2 separate regions of the Homo sapiens genome follow, and region 1 is linked to region 2. A link is a loop called in an ENCODE intact Hi-C map of the cell type or tissue named here. Cell type or tissue: A673. All regions are shown on one strand. Links, peaks and the distances in the headings refer to the core of each region. The heading gives the core; the rest is flanking DNA.

Region 1 (13,205 bases), core at 3,022-11,021, 1.9 Mb after region 2:
TCAGCATTTGCTTGTCTGTAAAGTATTTTATTTCTCCTTCACTTATGAAGCTTAGTTTGGCTGGATATGAAATTCTGGGTTGAAAATTCTTTTCTTTAAGAATGTTGAATATTGGCCCCCTCTCTCTTCTGGCTTGTAGGGTTTCTGCCAAGAGATCCGCTGTTAGTGTGATGCGCTTCCCTTTGAGGGTAACCCGACCTTTCTCTCTGGCTGCCCTTAACATTTTTTCCTTCATTTCAACTTTGGTGAATCTGACAATTATGTGTCTTGGAGTTGCTCTTCTCGAGGAGTATCTTTGTGGCGTTCTCTGTATTTCCTGAATCTGAACGTTGGCCTGCCTTGCTAGATTGGGGAAGTTCTCCTGGATAATATCCTGCAGAGTGTTTTCCAACTTGGTTCCATTCTCCCCATCACTTTCAGGTACACCAATCAGACGTAGATTTGGTCTTTTCACATAGTCCCATATTTCTTGGAGGCTTTGCTCATTTCTTTTTATTCTTTTTTCTCTAGACTTCCCTTCTCGCTTCATTTCATTCATTTCATCTTCCATTGCTGATACCCTTTCTTCCAGTTGATCGCGTCGGCTCCTGAGGCTTCTGCATTCTTCACGTAGTTCTCGAGCCTTGGTTTTCAGCTCCATCAGCTCCTTTAAGCACTTCTCTGTATTGGTTATTCTAGTTATACATTCTTCTAAATTTTTTTCAAAGTTTTCAACTTCTTTGCCTTTAGTTTGAATGTCCTCCCGTAGCTCAGAGTAATTTGATCGTCTGAAGCCTTCTTCTCTCAGCTCGTCAAAGTCATTCTCCATCCAGCTTTGTTCCGTTGCTGCTGAGGAACTGCGTTCCTTTGGAGGAGGAGAGACGCTCTGCTTTTTAGAGTTTCCAGTTTTTCTGTTCTGTTTTTTCCCCATCTTTGTGGTTTTATCTACTTTTGGTGTTTGATGATGGTGATGTACAGATGGGTTTTTGGTGTGGATGTCCTTTCTGTTTGTTAGTTTTCCTTCTAACAGAGAGGACCCTCAGCTGCAGGTCTGTTGGAGTACCCTGCCGTGTTAGGTGTCAGTGTGCCCCTGCTGGGGGGTGCCTCCCAGTTAGGCTGCTCAGGGGTCAGGGGTCAGGGACCCATTTGAGGAGGCAGTCTGCCTGTTCTCAGATCTCCAGCTGCGTGCTGGGAGAACCACTGCTCTCTTCAAAGCTGTCAGATAGGGACATTTAAGTCTGCAGAGGTTACTGCTGTCTTTTTGTTTGTCTGTGCCCTGCCCCCAGAGGTGGAGCCTACAGAGGCAGGCAGGCCTCCTTGAGCTGTGGTGGGTTCCACCCAGTTCGAGCTTCCCGGCTGCTTTGTTTACCTAATCAAGCCTGGGCAATGGTGGGCGCCCCTCCCCCACCCTCGCTGCAGCCTTGCAGTTTGATCTCAGACTGCTGTGCTAGCAATCAGTGAGACTCCATGGGCGTAGGACCCTCCGAGCCAGGTGCGGGATATAATCTGGTGGTGCACCGTTTTTTAAGCCCGTCGGAAAAGCGCAGTATTCGGGTGGGAGTGACCCGATTTTCCAGGTGCCGTCCGTCACCCCTTTCTTTGACTCAGAAAGGGAACTCCCTGACCCCTTGCGCTTCCCAAGTGAGGCAATGCCTCGCCCTGCTTCGGCTCGTGCATGGTGTGCGCACCCACTGACCTGCGCCCACTGTCTGGCACTCCCTAGTGAGATGAACCCGGTACCTCAGATGGAAATGCAGAAATCACCCGTCTTCTGCGTCACTCACGCTGGGAGCTGTAGACCGGAGCTATTCCTATTCGGCCATCTTGGCTCCTCCCCCAGATCTGATGGTTTTATAAGGGGCTTCCCCCTTCACTTGGCACTCATTTTCTCTCCTGCCACCTTCTGAAGATGTGCCTTTTGACATGATTGTAAATTTCCTGAGCCCACCCTCAAGCCATGCAGAACTGTGAGTTAATTAGACCTCTTTTCTTTATAAATTACCCAGTCTTGGGTATTTCTTCATAGCAGTTTCAAAACAGACTAATACACCCTTCTTGTAAGGTAATGAGTGAGCTCTCCCTCTGAGTTCAGGCAAGATCTGATTACTTAAAGGAATGTGGCACCTCCTCTATCTCTTTTTTGCTTCCTCTGTCTTGCTTTCTCTCTTGCTTTGGAACATGCCTGCTCACCCTTTGCCTTCCACCATGATTGTAAGCTTCCTGGGCCCTCAACAGAAGCAGATGCCGACACTAAGCTTCCTGTATGGCCTGCAGAGCCAATAGTCAAAATAAGCTTTTTTTCTTTATAAATTAACTCGTCTCAGGTATTTCTTTATAGCAGTGCAAATAGACTAACACAAGAGTATTTCAATGTCATCTAGTTTTCCATTGTTTCTAGTGAGAAATCAGTGGATATTTGAATCTTTTTTTAATATAATTTGTCATATTTCTCTCAGGACATTATTTTCAGTTTTCAGAAATTTGTGATATAGTTATGCTTTTATTAAAACATTTAGTTGTTTTTAATTTTGTTTCAAACTGAATGATCTTGAATTTAAAAATTCATGTTTATCACTACGTTTCTGAAATGCATTTCATATTTCTTCAGATGTTATTTCTGCAGCCATTTGTTTTCCTCTTTTTCTATGTATCATTTAAATGTGTATTATAACTTTTGTATTGATCCACAGGTTTCATAAGTTCTATTCATTTTGTTAAATCTATTTTCTCCCCCTTTTTCAGAATTGGATATTTTCTAATGATCAATTTGTATATATACTGTTTCTTTGATAATTTTTAATATGTTGTTAAGCCCATATAGTGATTATTTTAAGGCCAGATATTTTATTTTTCAGATTTAAAATTTTAGCTTTAATATATTTTTTATTTATCCACTCAGATTTCCTATCTTTACATTTATTATGAGCCTATTTTTTCTTTGTATTCTAGTGTATAGTAATAATAATCATTTTAAAACTGTTAATTTCATCTTTTGAGACAACTTCAGCTTTTTCTCTATTGATTTTTTTTAAATTTGGATCATTTATTCTTATTTATTTATATATGAGTAATTTTGGAGTGTAACCTGGACATTGTGGAACATACATACTGGAGGCTCTGAATTCTGTTTTGTTTTTCTGAAGATGATTTCCTTTTCTCCCAATTAAACAGCTGAACTCAGTCTGGAAGATCTGTATCCTCTCCAGTGAGCAGCATCTGAATTCTAGCTTCAATTATTTTAGCCTGAAATGGTCTTTTTGGCATCTGCTTTACAGGTGCATGGTCAATAGATCTACCAGAGATATGAATTGAGTTTACACACAGTATTTGGTACTACTCTTTTCTGTGCCTCTCCTTTCTTGAATATCACCCCTTCAATTTCTTATGGGTCAGGAATTCAAACTCTGTCCTCTGGTTCATCCAGTTAACAAGACTACACACTGAAGAAATAAACTGTAGCTTTACCACAAGACGAAGTGTGGTGCTTGACTGTGTCCTCAAGCAGAACGCTTGTAAAATGTGAAACTTAACCAATGCATATACATTGCTGAAAGTTTTGCTATCCCTTTAATATCTGCCTAAGTTTTGTCTTTCTGATTTTTTAAAGATAATTTTCAAAGATATTACAAGTCCTTTCTAAAAGATTTGGTCTGATATCAGCTACTTAGCCATTATTGGAAGGAAAACTACTTAAGTCAAGTTTTAAACATGTTTGTAAATGATGAGTTGAAATTGTGCATGTAATAGTTTTTAGTATTGCTTTTACTTGCATCCTAACTAGAATTATCATATAACCCCTGTGATGGTTAATACTGAGTGTCAACTTGGTTAGATTGAAGGATGCAAAGTATTGATCCTGGGTTTGTCTGTGAGGGTGTTGCCAAAGGAAATTAACATTTGAGTCAGTGGGGTGGGAAGGGCAGACCAACACTTAATCTGGGTGGGCAACATCTAATCAGCTGCCAGCTCATCCAGGATATAAAGCAGGCAGAAAAACTTGAAAAGGTAGACTGGCTTAGTCTCCCAGCCTACATTTCTTTCCCATGCTGGATGCTTCCTGCCCTCGAACATTGCACTCCAAGTTCTTCAGCTTTAGGACTCAGACTGGCTTCCTCTCTCTTCAGCTTGCAGACTGCCTATTGTGGGACCTTGTGATCATGTGAGTTAATACTCCTTATTAAGCTCCTCTTTTTATATACAACTATCCTATTAGTTCTGTCCCTCTAGAGAACCCTGACTAATACAATCCCTTCCTCCTACCTTAGACCTTTAAAAATAAATTTAAAATAGAAAATTAAGTCAGGATACTATTTAAATTGGGCAACACAACAAAGTTTATGGGAAAAGACTGTATTTTGACCGCATGTGTTTACTGAAACTAAGCTCTCAGTTTTGGATAGTTTCTTGAATCTCTCGACAAGGTGTGCATTTTAACATTTTCATCAGTGTCTCAGTGTCTTTGTTTCTTTTCACAAATAACTTATTATTGTCTTTGTTCTATTAGTTGCCTAGGACTGCTATCACAAAGTACTACAAATTGAGTGGCTTAAAACAACAGAAATACATTCTCTGTTAGTTCCAGAGTCTAGATATCTGAAACCAATGAGTTAGCAGTGCCACGCTGACTCTGAGATTCTGGGTTAAATTGTTTTTAGCCTCTTCCTAGCTTCTGATGGTGGCCATTAATCCTTGGCATTCATTCGCTTGCAGCTGCGTCATTCCAATATCTGCCTCTTCCATCATGTGGTCTTCTCCTTGTGTGTCTCTGTCTTCATATGGCATTGTCTTCTTTTAAAGAAACCAGTCATATTGGATTAGGGCTCACCTTACTCTAGTATTACCTTATGCTAATTAATTACATTTGTAATGACCCTATTCCTAAATAAATTTGCATTCATGTGTACTGAGAATTAGGACTTCACATCTTTTTTGTGGAGAGCACATTTGAATGTGTAACATTGTCTTTGCACAAAAAAAATGTTATATGTAGCACTCACAAACCCCTTTATCCCCTTGTGAGACATTCTCAACTCACATATAACTAAACAGATAGAAGTGAAAAGGTCAAAATAACTTCTGTCCGAACAGAGACCTCATTTTAGCCTCTCAAACTGAACCTCCCATTAAAAAGCTTCTGGCCTAGTCTAAACATACAAATTAAAGGTATTGCAGCACTCTTCCCAATACCCAAGGTATGGAATCACTTTAAGTGGTCATCAATGGTTGAATGCATAAAGAAAATGTATATACACAATATAATATTATTCAGTCATAAAAAGAATGAAATCCTGCCATTTGCAGCAACATGGGTAGAAGTGGAGAAAATTATGTGAAATTCAATAAGCCAGACACAGAAAGACAAATATCAAGTGTTCTCACTCATATGTGGGAGCTGAAAAAAATGATCTCATAAAGGTAGCAAATACAATAGTGCTTACCAGAGGCTAGGAAGTGTATTAAGAAGGGGATAAAGAGCAGTTGGTTAATGGATACAAAAACACAATTAGACAGAGGGGATAAGACTGAGTGTTTGGTAGCATAATAGGGAGACTATAGTTTACAAAATTTATTACGTATTTTAAAATAGCTAGAAGAGAAGATACGGAATTTTTCCAACACAAAGGCATGATAAATATTTGACGTGATGAATATCCCAATTACCTGGATTTGATAATTATACATCATATGCTAGTATCAAAATATCACATGTACCCTATACATCTGTTCAATCATTAGGTGTGAATAAAAAATTAAAAGAATAAATAAAACAGGCATAGAGAGACTATGTGACTTATCTAGAAACAGAGAAATCATTAACAGCACTGGGATCATAATTTAGGAATTTTGAATTTAGCAAAGTTTAAATCGAAATCCACAGGAAGTGATGAACTTAAGGTCTAATCTGTATTGTTTTGATATCTGAGATCCAGGGAAATGGGATGCAATGTCAGTCATAATTTTGGCTGTGGCTGTCCACTAAAAACACTTTATTTGAGCTGGGGGAAAAAAGCAGCATTATAAATCTGAATCACTTTCCTAATTCATGCATAAGCCCAGTCATACTCCATGTACTTATAGTAAAGCTAAACTAAATTTTAAAGTTTACAGCAGGATTCCATAAGCAAAAACATTTCGAGTAAAAAGTCAAGAAATTAAGTCAGAATGCCTTGTACTTAAATTGAGAAACACAACCTAGGTTATAGAACAAGTCTATACCAAAACAAATCAAGCCCATATCTGTTTTTTTTCCATTGTTAGTGAACCTGAAGAAAATGCTGGAATATATTTATTCCATTCGAGAACAACCAGAAGAGATAAGAACTGTTAGGTGAAATAAATCTCTCTAGATTTATAAGGTAAAACTTGATCACTGGTTTTTGATGGCTAACATTCACCTACTCTTTTCTTTATAGATAGTTTCTTGAATCTCTAATCAAAGAGAGCTCTTAATCTTTGCTTTCCTCAATATTTAACAACTTTTGAAAATTAAACTATGCACTTTACATTAGGTGATAATCCCCAAGATAAGGTCCTGTCACTTTAAGAAGCAGATATTTCAGTTCCCAAACCAGACAAAGATATTTAAAAGATGCACAGAGCAACGCAAAAATTGTCAGAAGATATTTTCCAACTGACTACATTTCTGAAGCCTTATTATTCCTTGTTTAATTGCCTGGTGCATGGCTTTTTCTCAGTGCATCATATTTTGGCTTTACCCTTCCAGTTTTACATACCGCCCTCTAGTCTTGACTAATGGCTTGACTTGCCTCTTGGGAGTAACTTCTCTCTTGACTCAAACACAGTCTTTGTCACATAAACTACTTTTCTAATCGTTGACCACAACTTGCCACTGCAGTAACTGTCCTTTCTGAAGGCTTTCTGAGGGGTACCTTTTGCTCAACCAGCCAGCTGCTCTGTTACCCTTTGCTTCCCTCCTCTGGCAATATCTAGTCATTGCAGTCGCCTTCTCAAGTTTTATTTGAGTTCTTACACATTAGAGTTCGTTTCTGACAAAGTTTATCCATTCCTTCAAGAAATATTTATTATCAGTCAATTACTAGACAGACAGATTGTGAGGACAAAGAGTTATACAAATTAATTTTCTTTCTTGGTCATTGCTGATCTTTGAGTGGTAAAAAAAAATCCAATAATGACTTGTTTATCATTAGCATTGCCTTCCTGGACCCTCATTATCTGTATTTCCTTAATTGCCTGGGGTAGTTATTTAGGACGTATTTTGGATAATATTATATTATAATTATTACTTTTTAATAAATTATCTTATTTATTTATTCTTTCACCTCTCACTCAATATTAATTTATAAAAATCTTATGCATTAGGGCCAAAACATTGGTGATACAATATGAACACAAGAGATCTCTAGCATAAAATTTAGCATGAAGTCTGGCAGAAACCCAGCTATTAAGATCAGTAATTAAAATAAATTTATCTTGGAAAAAATTCAGAGTAAATTAGAAATATAAAAGAAGGAACATTTGAAGTATATAAAAAGTATTTATTTTCAAATATATACTTTCCGTATAATGAGAACATTATGCCAAAACTTCCACTAGTGTTTGCACATGCTAACATAATCATCTTTTTTTATGCTTTTATGTTTATGCTTTCTTTTTTGTGGGGGATCTACACATTGCCCAATTCATAGAATTATAGTATATACTTTTGAAAGTAATAAAATTACATGCAATTATTTTATGTTATATATTTTCTATTAATATATATTTTAATATTATACTGAGTTGAAAATACTGGTAATTTTTTTCAAAAATATTAAATAAGTAACAGGATCATAGGCTCTGTTCTAGATACTGTCAGAGCCACACAGAACATTCAAAACAGCAATGTAGAGATACTCCTTCACTTTTTACAGGAAAGGAAAACCATTTCAGTCAAGTTTAAGGGATTTCCTTAAGACTAAATTTCTAAAAAGTGGAAGAAATGACCTTTCAGTTGAGTTTCTGCTCTATTTCCTCTTCTTTTTCACTATACTAGGAAATGAAGATGATGACAGTATTTATTTATATGTAGCAGAATTATTCCTACATGGATTCTTGAAATTACTCTTACAATTATGCAATATTTTAAAAATGAAACACCTCCCTTCTTTCATATTTCCACTTTAATTTCATAAGGGTTAAATGTTCAGCCTACCCTTAATCTGTGGTGAATTCTGTGATGCACCACCCAAATCCACCTTCAATGGAGGATTTAGGTCTATTGCTGCAAACATCTTCAGCTTCCTTCCACGAAGTGTCTCTGAAGAGAAATTGCTGTGGGTTGAAGAGAGTCACCTCTTCAAAGCCATGCTCCTTCTCAGGGCAACCTGCATCCAACAACTAATCAATTCTTGACCATTTCAACTCATATTGAAACAATACTGAAGAAAAAGTCTAGTTCCATAACTCCCTGGGTGTCTGACAGTTCTGCCATTGAAGCTGCTTGCCGTATGACCTCTCCGTCTGTCCAAGCTGCTTCCTTTCTCTCTTTTCCATGGATATTAATTCCAAGGAAGGGTTTCCTTAATTAATAACCAGCATGCTAAGCTCCATCTCAAATGAGCTGGCTTTCAGTGGTAGCAAACCTACCACTGTTAGTTAGTAGCAGATGAGGGCCAAGAAAGTAGAAACTAAGACAAAAAATTAAAGCAGAAGCATTCATCCCCCAGCTAGCAATTAGGACCTAATCCCCGGTGGTGGTCCTATTTATTTTTTTATTTTTTTACCAGTAGTGAATTGGGATGCTTTATCTACGGAAAAGATTATATTAGCTTATGTGTTATATTAGGTGTTTGATAATTCTGGGGAACATAGTAACTACAAAAATATGAAATTCAGTTGCTATCACTAACTCAATTGATATTCTAGAGCATTGTAACTAGAAGTTGAGAGAGGAAGAATAATTAAAAATTTGAAAGATAAGTGCAAACAACAGAAGGTCTCCTTTGCGACATACAGAAACGTGTCACCTCTTTGTGGGAGGGCAGAGGAAACATGAAAACCAGATTAATGACTTAATTGGCAGAGTATCAAAGCTGGTTGGTGATGCCAAAGCCAGAACCAGATTTGGGGAAGAATTTAATTGTGACACATAGTTGGGATGTCTGAGTTGGTGTGCCATAAAACCTTGAATCCTCAGATTTCCCTAAACTTCCCTAGACTAGACTACAAAAGTAGCCAAATTTTCCTTACATACTAATCTTCTCTCATTTGTTTTATGTAGAGACTTTGCTTCTCCATGACCACGTATTTCAACACTCAATATGTCCTAGCTCCCTCTCTGCTACTGTGTCCACAACCAAGCTTAAATCATAAACTAAATAAGCTGAGGATGTTCTGAATCTGATATGAGAAGAAAGTAAGTATACCCAAAGTTACCGCAATTCATAGCCTGTAGGTATAGGCAAGAGCTGGGGGTGAACATGTGGAGTTGAATTCTGAAGGTGCTAGCTAATAGGAACATAAACTTGGATGAGGAAGTCTATAGTGATTGTGAGCACTCTCTTAGAATACTGGATTTAACATCCTGGCAATTACCCCAGGAGATGGTATAAACATGCTAGTAGAATGCCTCCTAAGATGATGGCAATGGCTCCACGAGTGAGGTGTATGTGCCAAAATTGCCAGCTCTACAATAGAATAAGTGATTAAATGGCTCAAAGAAGTGAGCATGCTAATATTTATATATTTATATATTTGGCTGGAAGTCTCACCAGATATTTATGCCTTATAAAAATATTCGGAGCATACATTATTTAACAAGGACATAAGAAATGTTCAGATGAGTGCATCACTCACATTACCAGAAAGGTCAGTGGTGACTCTCCATATTGCCATGGGATTGATTGTTGAAGAGATCATTGCAGAAGTATGTTCTCTTTTAGCAGGACAGGTGATAGTGCGCCACAAAATAGAGTGCAGGTGGCAGTGCTAAATCGGAAGCAAAATGGATGCAAAATACTGTTAACATAAAAGGAAGGAGACTGATTAAGACAGCTGTGAAAATGGTTTAAAGAACATAGCATCCTAGGAGCACATTAAGTGGGCAGGAAAATAGGGCAATACTTAATTTACACTATCAAAAGAAATCACAGGTATATGATTAGGAGGCTGAAGAATGCTGCAATATCATAATAAGTGTGCATGATTTGCTCAGTTCTTCTCTAAAGGACATATAGGTATTTATTTGGTTAATTGTGTAGTGAAGAAATGGAAATGCCCAAATACTTCAAGAGCAGTTGGATACAGGGTCCAAGTTCACATTGATATCAGAGGACCAAAGCATTATTATACATCATCTGCTGTAATTGGGAAATGTTCAGTCAAATGATAAATGGAGTCCTGGCCAAGCAGATCACAGGAGGACCAATAGAGCAATGGACCTATCGGTCATGGATTATTAATGGTTATTTTTCTGGTCTCTAAATAAATAATAGGTAGAGATGTACTTGGTAGCTGGCAAGACCATGATATTATAATCTTGTTTAGTGGGGTAAGATATAATAGAAAAAAATAAGTGAAAGCCCCTAAGATTAAATTTCCTCCAGGGTCCAAAAGCTAGGGTGAGGTGTTTCTCAGAGTCTCACAGATACAGTGCATGAGATTCATCTGCCTTGGACAGCTGTTCTGAGCTTTGAGGGACTGGCTCACCATGAATCTTAGACTTTATTATTGCTTGGTGCCAGTCTGTGAGAAATAAAGTTGCTTCTACGAACTTGTAGTATAAGTGTTCTGTCTCACTGGACTTGTGCAAGTAATAGAAATAGCAACTCAAGATGCCATGGACCCAAATGGTAATCAGTGCACAGTGAACCTCTTTGCATATAACAGATGACATGAAATGCTACCTGTTTTGAGTGCAGCCAAGAACACAAAAGGGCTCTGAGTCATATTAAGACAGTGGTTACAGAAATTTTGTCCCTTAGGCCTCATGACTCAGCAGACCATTTAGTATTAGAGGTATCAGTGGTTGAAAGGGATACTGTCTTAGCGAGTTTGGGCTGCAATAAGAAAAATATCATAGGCTAGATGACATAAACAACAAACATAATTTCTCACAGTTCTTGAGGCTGGGAAGTCCAAGAAATGTTGCCAGTATATCTGATATCTCAAGCATGCCTACTTCCTGGATTGCAGACAGCCATGTTCTTACTGCATGACAGAGAGCATAGAAAGGGAGAAGCAAACTCACTTTTGTATTCTTTTGAAGATACTAATCCCATAATCAGGCTTCACTTTCACGACCTAATTAATTTCCAATGGCTTCATCTCCAAATACGCTTGCATTGAGAATTAGGGTTTTAACATTTGATTTTTTAATTTTAATTTTTAATTTCCAGGGTACATGTGCAGGATGTACATTTGATTTTGACACAACATTCAGTCCATAGCAGATAATTTTTATAAATTCTGATAATGGTAGAATTATAACATAGATGCTTAGCATTCCAGAATAAGGTTATGCCATCAGCAGGAAATTCTATACCTCAAAACTAATTTCTGGCGTTTTTTTGGGCCATGGTAGACATGGAGCACCTAATTATCACCACTAACTGACCATATGGCTACAACTGCCCATCATGAACTGAGTTATGTCAGATCCATCAGTCATAAAGAGAGGTGACTAAAACAACAATCCATCATTAAAAAGAAGTGATGCATTCTGGATCAAGCACATGCAGAATCAGGGACCACAAACAAGTTATACAGGCAGACTCCCAAGTTGACCACCATTATTTCATTTGCCCCCCCTCTCCCTCAGCTTACACTTACTTTATAACAATATGCAGGAACCTATGTGGCCAGCTGATGGAGGATAAAAAGTCCACACTTTGCCTATAGGTGGGTAGAATATCTGTGTGTGCATATAAGTTAAAAAGTGAATGGAAATTCTCTACATATTTACTCAGTAGTAACCTTGAGAGGCACTGGCAACAGAAAATTTCCTTTGTGTGCAGAGCACCTAGTCATCCACTTTGTGTAAAAAGAGACATAGCTCAAGGTTATAATTTATACTTACTTGTAGATATTGGAAAATGGCTTAGTTCCTTGGTTAGGAGACAAGAAGTTAAAAAAGAAGGAAGAGCAGATAATTCACAGGAAACTCCTGTTTAGTGAATTAATGTATGAGAGTGGGAGCAATGAGAAGATTTTTATATCACATTATTGAAGTCCACCAGTGAGCCTCTATCATGGAAAACGTATTCAACAAACCAAGTAGATAAAGTGACTCAACCAGTTGACATCGGCCAGATTCTCATTGACTATCCCACTGCCTAGCCAAAGTAGAGGCTCAGAATGGATCCTGAAACATTGGTTCTGACTTATCAAAGTTCATGTAACTCCTTCTGCTATCAAAAGGCCAACCTGCCAGCAACAAAACCATTGTTCTGTCCTTGTTATGGGATTGTTATTTGATCACATTAAATTGCTACTTAGGGAAATTTAGAATGTGGACATCCAACATGGTTCTGGAAACCAAACAGTTGAAGCAGGAGTGGGCCTCATTACCTTTATTCTCAAAAAGCCACACAGGAAATAGAATTCTAGGCTTGACATGTTTAGAGGTCTTAGTTTCCTAAAGGGGAATACTTCCACCAGGTCCAGAGGACCCGGGAAAAATTCCTTTGAATTATATGGTAAGAGTGACACTTTTCACTATGGGATACTTGTGTCAAATGATCACCAGGGAAGAAAAGTTAAGATAATTGACATCTTGGAAGAGATAAATTGCCATGATCATCAGTAGGTGTTAGGGCTGCTGTCATGCATGGGTTCAAGAAAGAATATTTATTAAGCAGAGGTGATTCATTTGGGTACCTATGGTCATACTCCTGCTGTATTTTGACACTAAATGGACAGGTGCAGCCATTCTGGCCTGAGTAAGGTATGGTGACCATGGGCTCAGATGCTAGGAGTTAAAATCTAGGTCACACTACATGGTAAGCCATTGAGACCAATGAAGCTAACAGTTGAGGAGAAGGAAGAATTTAAATGGATAATAGAGAAGAGAAGTGATGACTGTTAGTTGTAGCCAGCTACAGAAGAAGTTCCTGGATTTTAATCCATTAATTTTCTTCTCATAAGATTCCTCCAAGCAGAGAATCCACTAGAAATACAGAGAAGATTCAGAGTGTACATGAAGTGGATTTAAGAGCTGCAAATGATGGCATCTGTGATGTGCCTCCATTTAACCTTTAGCTGTCATT
Region 2 (13,205 bases), core at 2,161-10,160:
TATATAGTTTTTCAACCCACATCTCCTTTTCTCTCTCTCCCAAAGTAGTCTGCAGTGTCTATTGTTCCCATGTTTATGTCCATGTGTACCCAATGTTTGGCTCCCACTTATAAGTGAGAACATATGATATTTGGATTTCTGCCCTGCATTAATTTGCTTAGAATTATGGCCTCCAACTCCATCCATGTTCTCCAAAGGATATGATTTAATTCTTTTATATGGCCGTGTAGTATTCCATACTGTGTATGTTCCATATTTTCTTTATCAATCAACCATTGATGGGCACCTAGGTTGATTCCATGTCTTTCCCATTGTAAATAGTGCTGTGATGGACATGTCTAGGTACCTTTTGGTAGAATGCTTAATTTTCTTTTAGCTATATACCCAGTAATGGGATTGCTGTGTCAAATGGTAGTTCTGTTTTAAGGTTTTTTGAGAACTCTCCAAACTGCTTTCCATAGTGGCTGAACAATTTTACGATCCCACCAATATTTTATAACCATTCTCTTATCTGCAGCCTTGCCAACATCTATAGTTTTTTCACTTAAAACTGGCCACTCTGACTGGTGTGAGATGGTATTTCATTGTGGTTTTGATTTGCATTTCTCTGATGATGAATGATGTTGAACATTTTTCAACATGTTTCTTGTCCCCTTGTACGTCTTCTTTTGAGAAGTCTCTATCCATGTTCTTTGTCCACTTTTTAATAAAGGTTATTTGTTTTCTTCCTTTTTGAATTGTTTAAGTTCCTTATAGATTCTGGATATTAGACTTTTGTCAGATGCATAGTGATATGATTTGGCCCTGTGTTCCCACCCAAATCTCACCTTGAATTATAATAATACCCATGTGTCAAGGGCAAGACCAGGTGGAGGTAATTGAATCAGGGGGGCAGTTTCCCCTCTGCTGTTCTCATGATAGTGAGTGAGTTCTCACAAGATCTGATGGTTTTATATTCCATCTGGCATTTCCTCTGCTTACTGGCACTCATTATCTCTCCTGCTGCCCTGTGAAGAGGTGCCTTATGTCATGATTGTAAGTTTCCTGAGGGGTCTCCAGCCATGCAGGACTGTGAATCAATTAAACCTCTTTTCTTTATAAATTACCCAATCTTGGGTATTTCTTCATAGCAGTGTGAAAATGGATTAATACAGTAAATTGGTACCACAGAGAGTGGGGTGCTGCTATAAAGATACCCCATAATGTGAAAGTGACTTTGGAACTGGGTAATAGGCAGAGGTTGGAACAGTATAGAGGACACAGAAGAAGACAGAAAGATATGGGATAGTTGAAACTTCTAGATACTTGTTGAATGGTTTTGACCAAAATGGGGATAGTGATATTGACAATGAAGTCCAGGCTGAGGTGGTCTCAGAGGGAGATGAGAAACTTGTTGGGAGTAAAGGTCACTCTTTGTTTTAGCAAAGACACTGGTAGCTTTTTGCCCCTGCCCTAGATATCTGTGGAACTTTGAAATTGAGAGAGATGATTTAGGGTATCTGGTAGAAGAAAATTCCAAGCAGCAAGACATTCAAGAGATGACTTGGGTGCTCTTAAAAGCTTTCAGTTTTATAAATTCACAAAGATGTGGAATGGAATTGGAACTTATGTTTAAGATGAAAGTTATTTTGGTAACCTTATAATATAGCTTAAAGTCGGGTAGTGCGGTGTCTCCAGCTTTGTTCTGTTTATTTAGGATTGCTTTGTCTATTAAGGCTCATATTTGTTTCCATATGAATTTTAAAATACTTTTTTCTAATTCTTTGAAGAATGATGTTGATAGTGTGATAGGAAAAGCATTGGATTTCTCAAATACTTTAGGTAGTAGGGTCATTTTAATGATATTGACTCTTCCAATCCATGCACATGGAATGTTTTTCCATTTATTTTGGCAGTATTTTGTAGTTCTTCTTGTAGATCTTTCACCTCCTTTGTTAGCTGTATTCCTAGGTATTTCATTTTCATTTTGACCAAAAATTGTAATAGGATTGTGTTTTCAATTTGACTTTCAGCCTGGACATTATTAGTGCATAGAAATGCTACTGATTTTTGTACATTGATTTGGTGTCCTGAAACCTTGGTAAAATCATTTATCATTTCTAGTAGCCTTTGGTGGAGATTTTAGGATTTTCTAACTATAGAATCATCATCAGTGAAGAGAGGTAGTTTGATCTTTTCCTACTTGGATGTCTTTTATTTATTTATCTTGCATGATTTCTCTGGCTAGGACTTTCAGTACTATGTTGAATAGAAGTGGCAAGTGTGGGTATCCTTGTCTTTCTCCATTTCTCAAGGAAAATGGTTCCAGCTTTTGCCCATTTCATGTGATATTGGCTATATTTTTGTCATAGATGATTCTTATTATTGGAGGTATACTCCTTCAATGCCTAGTCTCTTGAGGGTTTTTATTAAGAAGGGATGTTGGACTTTATCAAAGGCTTTATCTGTGACTGTGGAGATTATCATATGGTTTTTGCTTTTAATTCTGTTCATGTGTTGAATCACATTTATTGATTTGCATATGTTGGACCATTAGACCAGTAATAAAGTGTATTTAATTATGGTGAATTAATTTTTTGATGTGCTGCCAGCTTTGGTTTGCTATAATTCAGTGAGAATTTTTTCATCTATGTTCACCAGGGATATTGGCCTGAAGTCTTCTTTTTTTATCATGTCTCTGCCAGATTTTGGTATTAGACTGATGCTGGCTTCATAGAATGAGTTAGGGAGGAGTCTCTCCTCTTCTGTTTTTTGGAATAGTTTCAGTAAGATTGATACCAGTTCTTTTTTATATGTCCAATAGAATTTGCCTGTGAATTCACCTGGTCCAGAGCTTTCGTGGTTGGCAGATTTTTTAAATTACTGATTATATTGAAGGACTTAAACATGGCCTATTTAGGGATTCAGTCTCTTCTTTATTCAGTGTTGAGAGACTGTGTGTCTCCAGGAATGTATCCCTTTCTTCTAGATTCTCAAATTTGTGTTCACGGTGTTGTTCACATTATCTCTATGTGGCTCTTTTGCATTTCTGTGGGATCAGCTGTGATGTTATCTTTGTAATTTAAAATTGTATTTACTTATTCTCTTTTTTGTTAATCTAGCTAGCAGTCTATCAACCTTGTTAATTTTTTGAAGAAACAACTCTTGGTTTCATTTCTTTTTTAATGGAATATTCATCTCAGTTTTAAGTTCTTCTCTAATTTTAGTTACTTAATTGCTTATGCTAGCTTTGGGGTTGGTTTATTCTTTTTTTTTTTCTAGTTACTCTCCTTCTCTTTTGGGAATTCCAGGTGTCATAAATACAGTCTCATTACAAAATTCCATAATTCTTGGTGCTTTTCTGTATTTTTTAAAGTTATTTTCTCTTAATTTTGTCTGACTAGGTTGATTCAAAGAACCAGTCTTATTAGGCTCAGAGAAATTACATGGGTCAGGTGGTCACTGGCAAATTTAGGCTTGGAGGCTATGGAAATACTTGATGGTTTCCTTTTTAGAAAAGATTTTCAAACCAGGATAAGTCAGCTGTGCCTTAGAGATGGTCAGATAGGTAGATAGATAGATAGATAGATAGATAGATAGATAGATAGACAGATACACACATACATACATACATACATGACAGACAAATCAACAGAAAAATCAATAGATCAATATATCAATAGAAAAATCTATTTCCAGTTTAAATGAAAGTTAAAAATTTCAAATATTCGCAGCTCAGTTTTTAACTTTTTTCTCTCATAACCCAATAAATTCATGTGGCCTTAAATCTTTATGATATTGTCTGATTTTGAAAGTGATTTGAAAGATTTTTAAATTAATTCTTGACTTTTAAGTGAAAAAACAAACGTTTTTCTTCACTATACCATAAACTTAGTATTTGCAAATAATACAAACAAAAATATTTTCACACATAGCAGAAAACCCTCTTCAGATTCCTGTTCTGCAATGTAACATTATTGTTATTACTTAATTTCTGGCTGATTTTTATAATACATACATAGAAACATTTTATTTTTATATAACTAAAAATAAATTAAGTACATGAGTACTTGAAAAAATTCAATGACAATCAGACTAAAGTTATTTACTTCCATAATAATTAATCAAAATATTTCCCAGTTGATCAAATTTTTATCCTAGTACTATTATTATTATTTATTTGCAGAATAATGTTTAATTCATTTTTTTTAAATTCTAGAGGATATGAAAAACCTTGAGAGCCACTGTCATGCTATTGTTCACTACTGTAGTCATACCCCTGAACAGATATAAAGTATACTTGGTTCTTGAACAACACAAATTTGAGCTGTCCTTTCCATTTACACGAGGATTTTCTTCTGCCTTTGCTACCCCTGAGACAGCAAGGCTAACCCCTCTTCATCATCCGCCTCCTCAGCCTAGGCAAGATGAAGAAGATAAGGGTGAAGACCTTTATGATAATCTACTTTCATTTAGTAATAGTAAATATATTTCCTCTTCCTTATGATTCTCTAATTTTTTCTTCTAGCATACTTCATATTATGAATACAATGTGTAAGACGTTCAACATACAAAATATGTGTTAATCAACTGTTTATGGTTGATTATGACTTCTGGACAACAGTAGACTATTAGTACTTCAGGCTTGGGAGAGTCAAAAGTTACACATGAATTTTTTTACTGTACAGCAAGTTAGTCCCCCTTAACGCCAATGTTGTTCGAACATCAACTGTACTTATTCTTAAGTGTGGATGTACAGGTCTAACCCATCACAGAAACATAGTGAAAACAGGAATCTTAGAAGCAGACTGACATACATGTAGAACCGGGAAGTGGAATTTTTGGCTTGAATTCAAGAACCAGCTTTACTTCTCATGGAATTCTGAGAGAATCATTCAAATGTTATGTCATGCTTCTCTTATCTATAAAATAGCATAATAAAAATGTGTCTTGACTACATAATGAAATTAGAGAATCAAATTGTGTGTTTGTTTATATATTAAAATATTTGCTTAATTATGACAGCATATGTACTATACATTTTTTACTAGCTTCCGATAAAGTGAAATAAGTCTTTATAAACTTCCCTTTAGTTCTTTGAATGTTAAATCCCCAATGCTACTCATTCCAATTTAATGTCACTTAAGGTCAAATTTATGTATAAATGAATGTATAAACTTAGTAAGCATGTTTAACCCAAATTCAAAAGATAAAGAATAGGCAGTAAGATAAGCTAATGAAGTACAGATTTGGGAGTACACAAACTTTTCTATTCTGCCCTTTAAATGGCAGTTTGATCAATATGTTTAGAAATAATTTTTGTGGATTTTTACATTGCTTTTTAAATATTTTGCATACAAATTGCATTTATGCAATAAAAATAAAATATTTTAGCTTTCAGATTTAGCATATATTCTGCACTCCATACTTAACTACTCACCTCCCCACCTCCAACACTAACACTTGGACCTAAATATAGCAGTACTTTCCACTTTACAAAATAAATAATTTAGATTAGACTACGTCTGTAATGTGCCATAATTATATTCTTTCTGAATGACCTCAAGGCTGCTTTCCACCACTTAATTAAATTCTATACAGTGGCACTAAAAATGTACAGAGAAAGATAACTTACTAGAGTGAGTTCCTCATTTATTGCCTTTCTTGGGACACACTACTCATCTCTATTTTTTCAATAAAATAAGAGCCTCAATGTCATGTGTGAAGGAAAGAAGCAGCTCAGGCTTGAGGAAAACCAACAGTCAGCCTCTGTTTTGCTAAATTTTCAGAAGGGTTATCCTGACTTAAAGTAGTTGCAATCACAAAACAAAATATTTCTAATTTTACTTGGGCATAGCAAGATAGCTAACGCTCTCATATAAAGCATCTGGATGGCCTGAATCCAAGTAAAAGGCTGACATTTCTTTCTCTCTTTGAAATATTTTCTGTGTCCTAGGTTCTCTTTTTCTTCTTTGACCCTATCTTTTCTTTTTCCAGCAAATTTTATATTTACATGAAGAATTACTGCCTGGCCTTCCCTATGAAATTTTATATTGATATATTGATATTAATAATATCAGGTTTAACAGTGAATTTTTTTTAAAGTTAATAATTCTGTAGGCACAAATTCAATTTCATAAATGAATATAACCTTAAAAATTATTCCTCAAAATAGACAGTTATCAAGTTTGCCTTTTTTGTTTCTTAAACACTATGAGTAAAGCCTGATCTTTTATCTACTCTTAGTTTTGAAGGTAGTAATTCAGCAACACTATGAAATTATCAAACAATGGCAATGTGAATTTTTGTGGGGTATGTGGACAAACTTAATGACGATTTAGGTAAAGCCTGGGCCTTTTTTTTTTGGTTTTGTTACATCAAAAATATACTTTAAATGTAAAATATATCTTGAGTACAGTTTGGGACTGAATGTTATCCAATAGATGGCACTATACTCTTTGAAATACATTACCTAATGTTACCAGTTTCTCTGTCAAATGACAGAATAGGCATTTTTAGTTTTCTGAAACAGAAAGTTGTCTTAAAGGAATCATCAAAACTTGAGCTATTTCTAATAGTCTTTGGTATGTTCTAATTAAAAACAATCATAGATTTAATCTGTAGAGTTAAAGTCATTATCACTAACCATCCTTAAAATAGTTTAACAGAAAGGAGCATAGATTATTTTATCAAACAAAGTATTTCTGAAAAACAGGATAATGCAAACGTCAGTAAATTAAACATTAACATTAGAACCATTGTGTATATGTACATATGAAACATAATTTAAGAATATGTGTAAATATTAGAATATCCGAATAAGTATAAAACAAGATTTTTTATTTTTGTTATTTGAAAATTATAGTAATAAAATAATGTGCATTATATGTGTGATACATATGATTTTATAATGTTTGTTAAATCTGACTCAAGCATGGTTATTGAGGTTATGTATATTCACACAGAAAAATCACTTGAATAAAAAAGAATATGTACTTTCTTACTTATTGACTTGAATAAAACTTAAAATGTGAATTGAAATTTTTGAAACTTATTTAGAGATCCATAATTTAAAAATTACAACAGGTGATACAAAATATTAAGATTATGTTTACATTAAACCGATTTCTCTATTTATTGTTGAAACATTACTGTGTAGTATTTGGAATAAAAGATTTAAATTAACTTATTAAAATAAACCATAGGAAGAACGATTGTTACAATTTTAACATATTTTATTTGCTTTGCCCTTCCTATCCCAGACCTACACATTCAGGTGTTTTATAATCTTTCTGCCACGTCTTCTGATTTTCCAGATAAGCAGTAGACTAAAATTAAAGTTCCTCATCTAATCGCATAGCAAAGTTCTATAATTGTTAATCAAAATTAAAATAATTATCAAACATAATTTTCAGCATTTTGTTTTTATCATATGAAAAAACCCAGAGTGTTCTGAGAGAAAAGCAATCATATGTTGAATCATATAACAAAGTATTATTTCATATAACATATAACAAAGTTATATATGATATCTATGTCATATATAACAAAGTATTATTAATCACATAACAAGGTATTATTGGTTGCTCAGGGAGAAAAAAATGAAACAGGAAATCATATATTAATCATATAACAGTCAAAGTATAACTGATTCCTCAGAAAGAAAAAATATGGAAATATTTGGAGTTTGTATTCCTTATATACATCAACTGAAAATTATAGGAGATGTCATTTTAACCATATAAAAAATGCTTCTGATTCAAGACCACAAAATGATGAGAAATGAAGAACACAGTAAACAACAAGATCATAGATCTTTGAAATGTAAGTATAGCTATAGCTAACATGCTAATCATATCTTTGGAAAATATAATATGTATGAGTACTAAATAAGAAATCTATAAAGTAGTAAAAAATGAAATAAAATTTTGTTAGTGATGTAAAACTAAAAATATTAAATTATCTCAGGCACTCATAAGGATATCAGTAGAAACAGGAATAAAGAGTAACCTAAATCTCTTATTAGTAAAAGGTGAGGGGAAGAAAGAGGACAAAAGTCAGCATGGTCAAGATATTATTTTAGTTGAGTAGAAGATTTAAGGAGAAAGTGATTATTATGGTGGCAAAACGAAGTGGTTAGCTTTTTTAAAATAAAATAAGAGACTGCCTCTAATTATGAGTATGTCAATAAGATAAGCATTAATTGTATAGACTACATAGAATTATTTTTAAATAAGCAAGGTGACAAATTGGAATGAATAGCAACATAATAAAACTTAAAAGAGAATAATAAATGTGACTATTTAATAGAAAGAATAATTAAAATGAGTAGAATATAGTCAAGTCCATCAATCATTACAAAAAATGGGAATAGGTGGAATTTTTCAGATAGTGATAATATGAAAGTATCAGTAATTTTCTTACGGAAAACACATTTAAGGAAATAAAGTTTCAAAACATATTGAAAGAAATGTTAGGCAAATGAATATAGAAAGAAAAAGCAGGCATGAAAATATCGAAAGGATTTTTTAGGTAAGAAAGGCCACTTGTAATACACACACACACACACACACACACGCATACACACACACACACATTCATTTCATAAAGTTCTAGCCTCAGAGAGAGATTAAATAGGCTACGCTGTTAAAAATTTTGATGTTATTAGTACCTTCACACTTTCACATCCCATTAATATAATTTTTTTCACTTTCTCAAATAATATTTGAATAGCTTAAATAGACAAAATCTGAATAAAATGAATGAAAATGGTCACATTATATATTACATTCTTTGGATATAACAATAAAATTTGAAGTAAAAAATTAAAAGTCAAATGCAGATAATTTGGCTATGTACAGTTAGCTATAATTAAGAATCAGAACCTTAAATAATATTTCTATTAAAAAGAATATGAAAATTATAAACTTCACTTTAATATTACAGTGAAAAATATATTTAATAAAAGAATAAATACTAAAAGCTTTATCAAAAAAGAAAAAGAAAAAACTAGCATAACATTAAAAGCCTCAAATATTTAAATAGAAACAGGCACAAATAATAAAATTAGGAATGATTTTTATAATTTGAGGATAGGCCAGGCACGGTCACTCACGCCTGTAATCCCAGCACTTTGGGAGGCCAAGGTGGGCAGATCACGAGGTCAGGAGGTTGAGACCATCCTGGCCAACATGGTGAAAACCCGTCTCTACTAAAATACAAAAAATTAGCCGGGCGTGGTGGCACGTGCCTGTAATCCCAGCTATTTGGGAGGCTGAGGCAGGGGAATCACTTGAACCCGGAAGGTGGAGGTTGCAGTGAGCTGAGATCGCGGCACTGCACTCCAGCCTGAAGACAGAGCTCCGTCTCAAAAAAAAAGAAGTTTGAGAATAAATACTCACAAATGAAATTAGAAGTGATTTATAATAAAGTGTTAATATAAATAATCACTTAAATAAATAACTATAATGAATGATCAAACAATAATTTTGAAATTAGAGAAAAAATAATATATACAGGAGCTGGTTTCTTACAAAGACAATGTGATAGTTATTTTTGTATGTCAACTAGGCTAGGCCACAATACCCGGATATTTGGTCAAACATTATTCTAGATGTTTCTGTGAATATATTTTTTAGATGAGATTAACACTGAAAGATCAGTAGACTTTGCATATAGATTAATCTCTAAAATGTGTTGAAGTTTACTCTTCGTGATAAGTTGAAGGTCTAAATAGAAAGAGACAGAAGTCCCCAGAAGAAGAGAGAACTTTGCCAGCAGATGGCATTTGAATCTGAACATCAAGAACTGCTTTTCCCTGGACCACTTTGCATATTTTGGACTTGCCAGCCTCCATAATCACATGAGACAATTCCTTAAAATAAATGTCTCTCTATACATATATGCATCATTTTTGCTACCTTTTACTGAGAACCCCAACTAATACAAATTTTGATACTGGGAGTGGTTCTAGAGGAACTGAATTTTAAGTATTGATTTGTAAATTGGCTGTGGAGTTTCTGCAATTGGTTCTCCAATTCAATTAGATTTAAAAAACATTAATCTATTTCTAGTAGTAAAGAGTGCACTGACAGTCCATGGTATAATGCAGCAATACAGATATGCAAAATACCACCACTGGATACTGCTAATCAGACACATATAAGAGGCAAGGTTCTGAGTGATCATGTCTATGAGGGTCTGGGTGACAATGTTCATGATATCTTTGAACATTTCCTCAAAATAATGCTTATAATCAGTTGTGCTTGTTGTTCCTAATGTCACTGGACAAACAGGAAGGAACAGCGTGAGATCAAGTATTCAAATTCCCAAGCCCATTTGCTGCAAAAAATAACCTGAAAGCTTCTATGTCTGCCTGAAAAAGATTCTTATCTCCTGTGGCCTCAGAACTGAGACAGATAAAAACCAAATGCAGAGTCTCATAATGCAAGTGGTTAAATAACAATGCAGGTAGAATTCCCAACCTCTCAGGGAGCTGTCTATTAAAATAAGGGCATTGATTGGGAAGAATTGCATTTCTGAAAATTTGAATGGAGACATATGAGAAGATACTGATGAAGGTCAAGACTGAACCATTTAATCCTGATGAGTATTCTGTGCCAGTAGAAGCATCATCTCCACCTCCTTCTGAGAACATTTGCTCTTTATTTCTAAAGAAACTTTTATGGCGTCCCTTGAGGCAGTTGCCTTGGAAGACACTGATGATTTTTTCATGACCCACCCTCAACAACCCTCTTTATTTTAGACCTATAACTAGACATAAGTCCCAGAAGCCCCTAAAGGTGGGGTACAAGGTGTGAACCATGAGGAAGTATGCTATGCTCCAAAATAACTTCTTTATTTTAATAATATATGTAGAGAAAAATCCAGAGAATGCATATGTGAATGAATATTAACAGTGTGGGATACTGATGGAAGGAACATAAAGGTAGAATTTCTTTGGGCTCACTTAGAAGATATTCTGCATTTAATGGTATAGGAGAGGGAATTAGTTTGTTTGGTTCATTGGCTGAAACAAACCAAAAGTGGTCCACAGTAAATAAACTTGAAATGTCAGAACTCCCTTGGTAAACTATAGAGGAAGAGATTCAAAGGCTTTGGGAGATTGAAATATTAGAGTTATTTGTCATTTAAAACCTATTAACTCACCCCAGGAGAGTCCAGAGGATGCACCTTTTACTTAAATGGTGAGAAATAATTTTTTCAGTGGAACCCTGTCATCCTTGAAGAGTTCTGTGATTGTTCTTCTCTGTAGAGCAGAACTTAGGGTGGGAATTGCAGCCACTGAAGCGGGATATCTACATTCAGTGAGAGTAATTAAATCCCAGGGTGTGGGGGTGGTCTTGTGGTAGTTCTTAAGTGCCAAAGGCAGAGTGGACCTGGTTACCATAATGAACAGCAGAGTCAAAGCAACCATCAGAATAGTCTAATTTGTACAGACCTATGGCTTTGGCTGGTTGATCATTATGTTCCTAGAGGATAAATAGATAGCCTACTAAACTCTTATTTGATTTGTATAAGGAGAAATTTCTAGGTCAAGTGAAAAAAGTCTGATTTCAATTATAAAAACAAAAAGTCATGGCCCCTCATCCAATTTTCTAACGTGGGCCAACTTGCAGACTCAGAAACTCCTAAATGAAGGGGAGGCTTGTCGTCTTGAGGAAGGGCCCTAGCATACTGTCAATAATCAATACTGTTAATTATTTTCCCAGACTTCTGCAAAGGGACCTACAGCCTTTTATCAGAATTACTGCACAGGAGAAAAGGAAGTAACCAGACATTTTGGGAATTACTGCACACTGGCTCTGAACTGACACAAATTCCAGGAAACCCAAAATGTCACTCTGGCCACCAATCAGAGTAAGAGCTTATGGAGGTCAGGTGAGCCATGGAGTTTTCGATCATGTCTGTCTCATAGTTGGTCCCTGAATCCACCCTGTGGTCATTTCTCCGGTAGCAGGTGCATAATTGGAAAAGACAAAGTTAGCACCTGGCAGAGTCTCCATTTAGGACCATGACTTGTGCTACTATGGTAGAAAAGAGCAACTGGGAAGCCATTATCACTGCCATTACTTCTTTTTCATTAAATTGTAAACTAAAGGCAATAACACATCCCTGGAGGAATTATAGAGATTAGTGCCACTATCAAGGACTTAAAAGAAAAAAAAGCAGAAGTAGTAATCTCCATCACATTCGCAGTCAACTCTTTTATTTTGCCTGTGCAGAAGACAGATGGATCTTGGATAACTTTGGATTATCATAGTCTTTACCAGGTCATAATTCCAATTGCACCTACTGTACCAGACGTGGTTTTTTTTTTTTTTTTTTTTTTTGGTTGAGCAAATTAACACATATCCTGGTACCTAGTATGTAGCTATTGACCTGGCACATTTATTTTCTTTCATTCCTGTTAATAAGGCCTACCAGAAGCCGTCAGTTTTTAACTGGCAAGGCCTGCCATATATCTTTGTTGTCCTACATTGGAGTATATCAACTCTTCAGTCTTACGTCATAATTTGGTTTGCATGGACCTTGATCACCTTTCCCTTCTGTAAGATTTCACACTTGTCTGTTACATTGGTACATATGCTGATTGGAGCTGGTGGGCATAAAGTAGCAAGAACTCTAGAGAGTGGAAAATAAATCTGACTAAAATTTAAAGATCTTCAATGTCAGTAAAATTTCTATGAGTCCAATGGTGTTGGTCATGTAGAACTATTAGGTTGAGGCAAAAGTAATTGCTGTTGTTGCCATTAGTTTTAATGACTAGCTCTTCTAAGGGGAAGGATAGGTTGTTGCATTTGGCTCTTCCTCTAACCAAGAAAGAGGCACAATGTCTACCTAGTGAGCCTTTTTGAATTTTGGCAGCAACATGTTCCTCATTGGCTGTGTTACTCTGGCCCATTTACCAAGTGACTCAAAAAGCTGCTAGTTTTGAATGGGGCCCAGAACAAGAGAAGGCTTTGTGATAAGTCTCCAGGGTGCTGTGCAAACTGCTCTGCCACTTAAACCATGTGATCCAATGGTGTTTCGAGTGTCAGTGGCAGATAGGGATGCTGTTTGGAGCCTTTGGAAGGACTCTGTTGATGAATTGTAGCACAGGCCTTTAGGAATTTTAGCAAGGCTCTGTCATCATCTGCAGGTAACTATTTTAATGTTTTTAAATTTTAGTTTAATTTTTTAAGCTTTTAAATTTTTAAAATTGT

What was found. A loop is a pair of places that touch in the nucleus more often than their neighbours do. Peaks named below come from ENCODE experiments on the same cell type or tissue, not always from the same donor. Only the 100,000 strongest peaks of a DNase experiment are listed, where the experiment ranks them.
Region 1: it touches region 2 in a loop (4-fold over the local background); 3 of 110 quality-filtered maps call a loop at or near these places.

Annotation. Positions count from the first base shown.
Region 1 is chr4:132,635,488-132,648,692 of GRCh38, forward strand. LINC01256 (long intergenic non-protein coding RNA 1256) reads left to right here. Exons shown (of 4, transcript NR_126401.1): 2 at 9,221-9,355. Among named protein-coding and RNA genes, the nearest start is that of LINC01256, 51 kb to the left of the region's middle. In A673, for the core only: CTCF peaks have their summits at 6,916 (motif pointing left) and 7,117; a DNase peak (open chromatin) is centred at 6,894.
Region 2 is chr4:130,741,619-130,754,823 of GRCh38, forward strand. No RefSeq gene overlaps it. Among named protein-coding and RNA genes, the nearest start is that of LINC02479, 370 kb to the left of the region's middle. In A673, for the core only: CTCF peaks have their summits at 6,413 (motif pointing right) and 9,710 (motif pointing right); no DNase peak of the experiment used is centred there.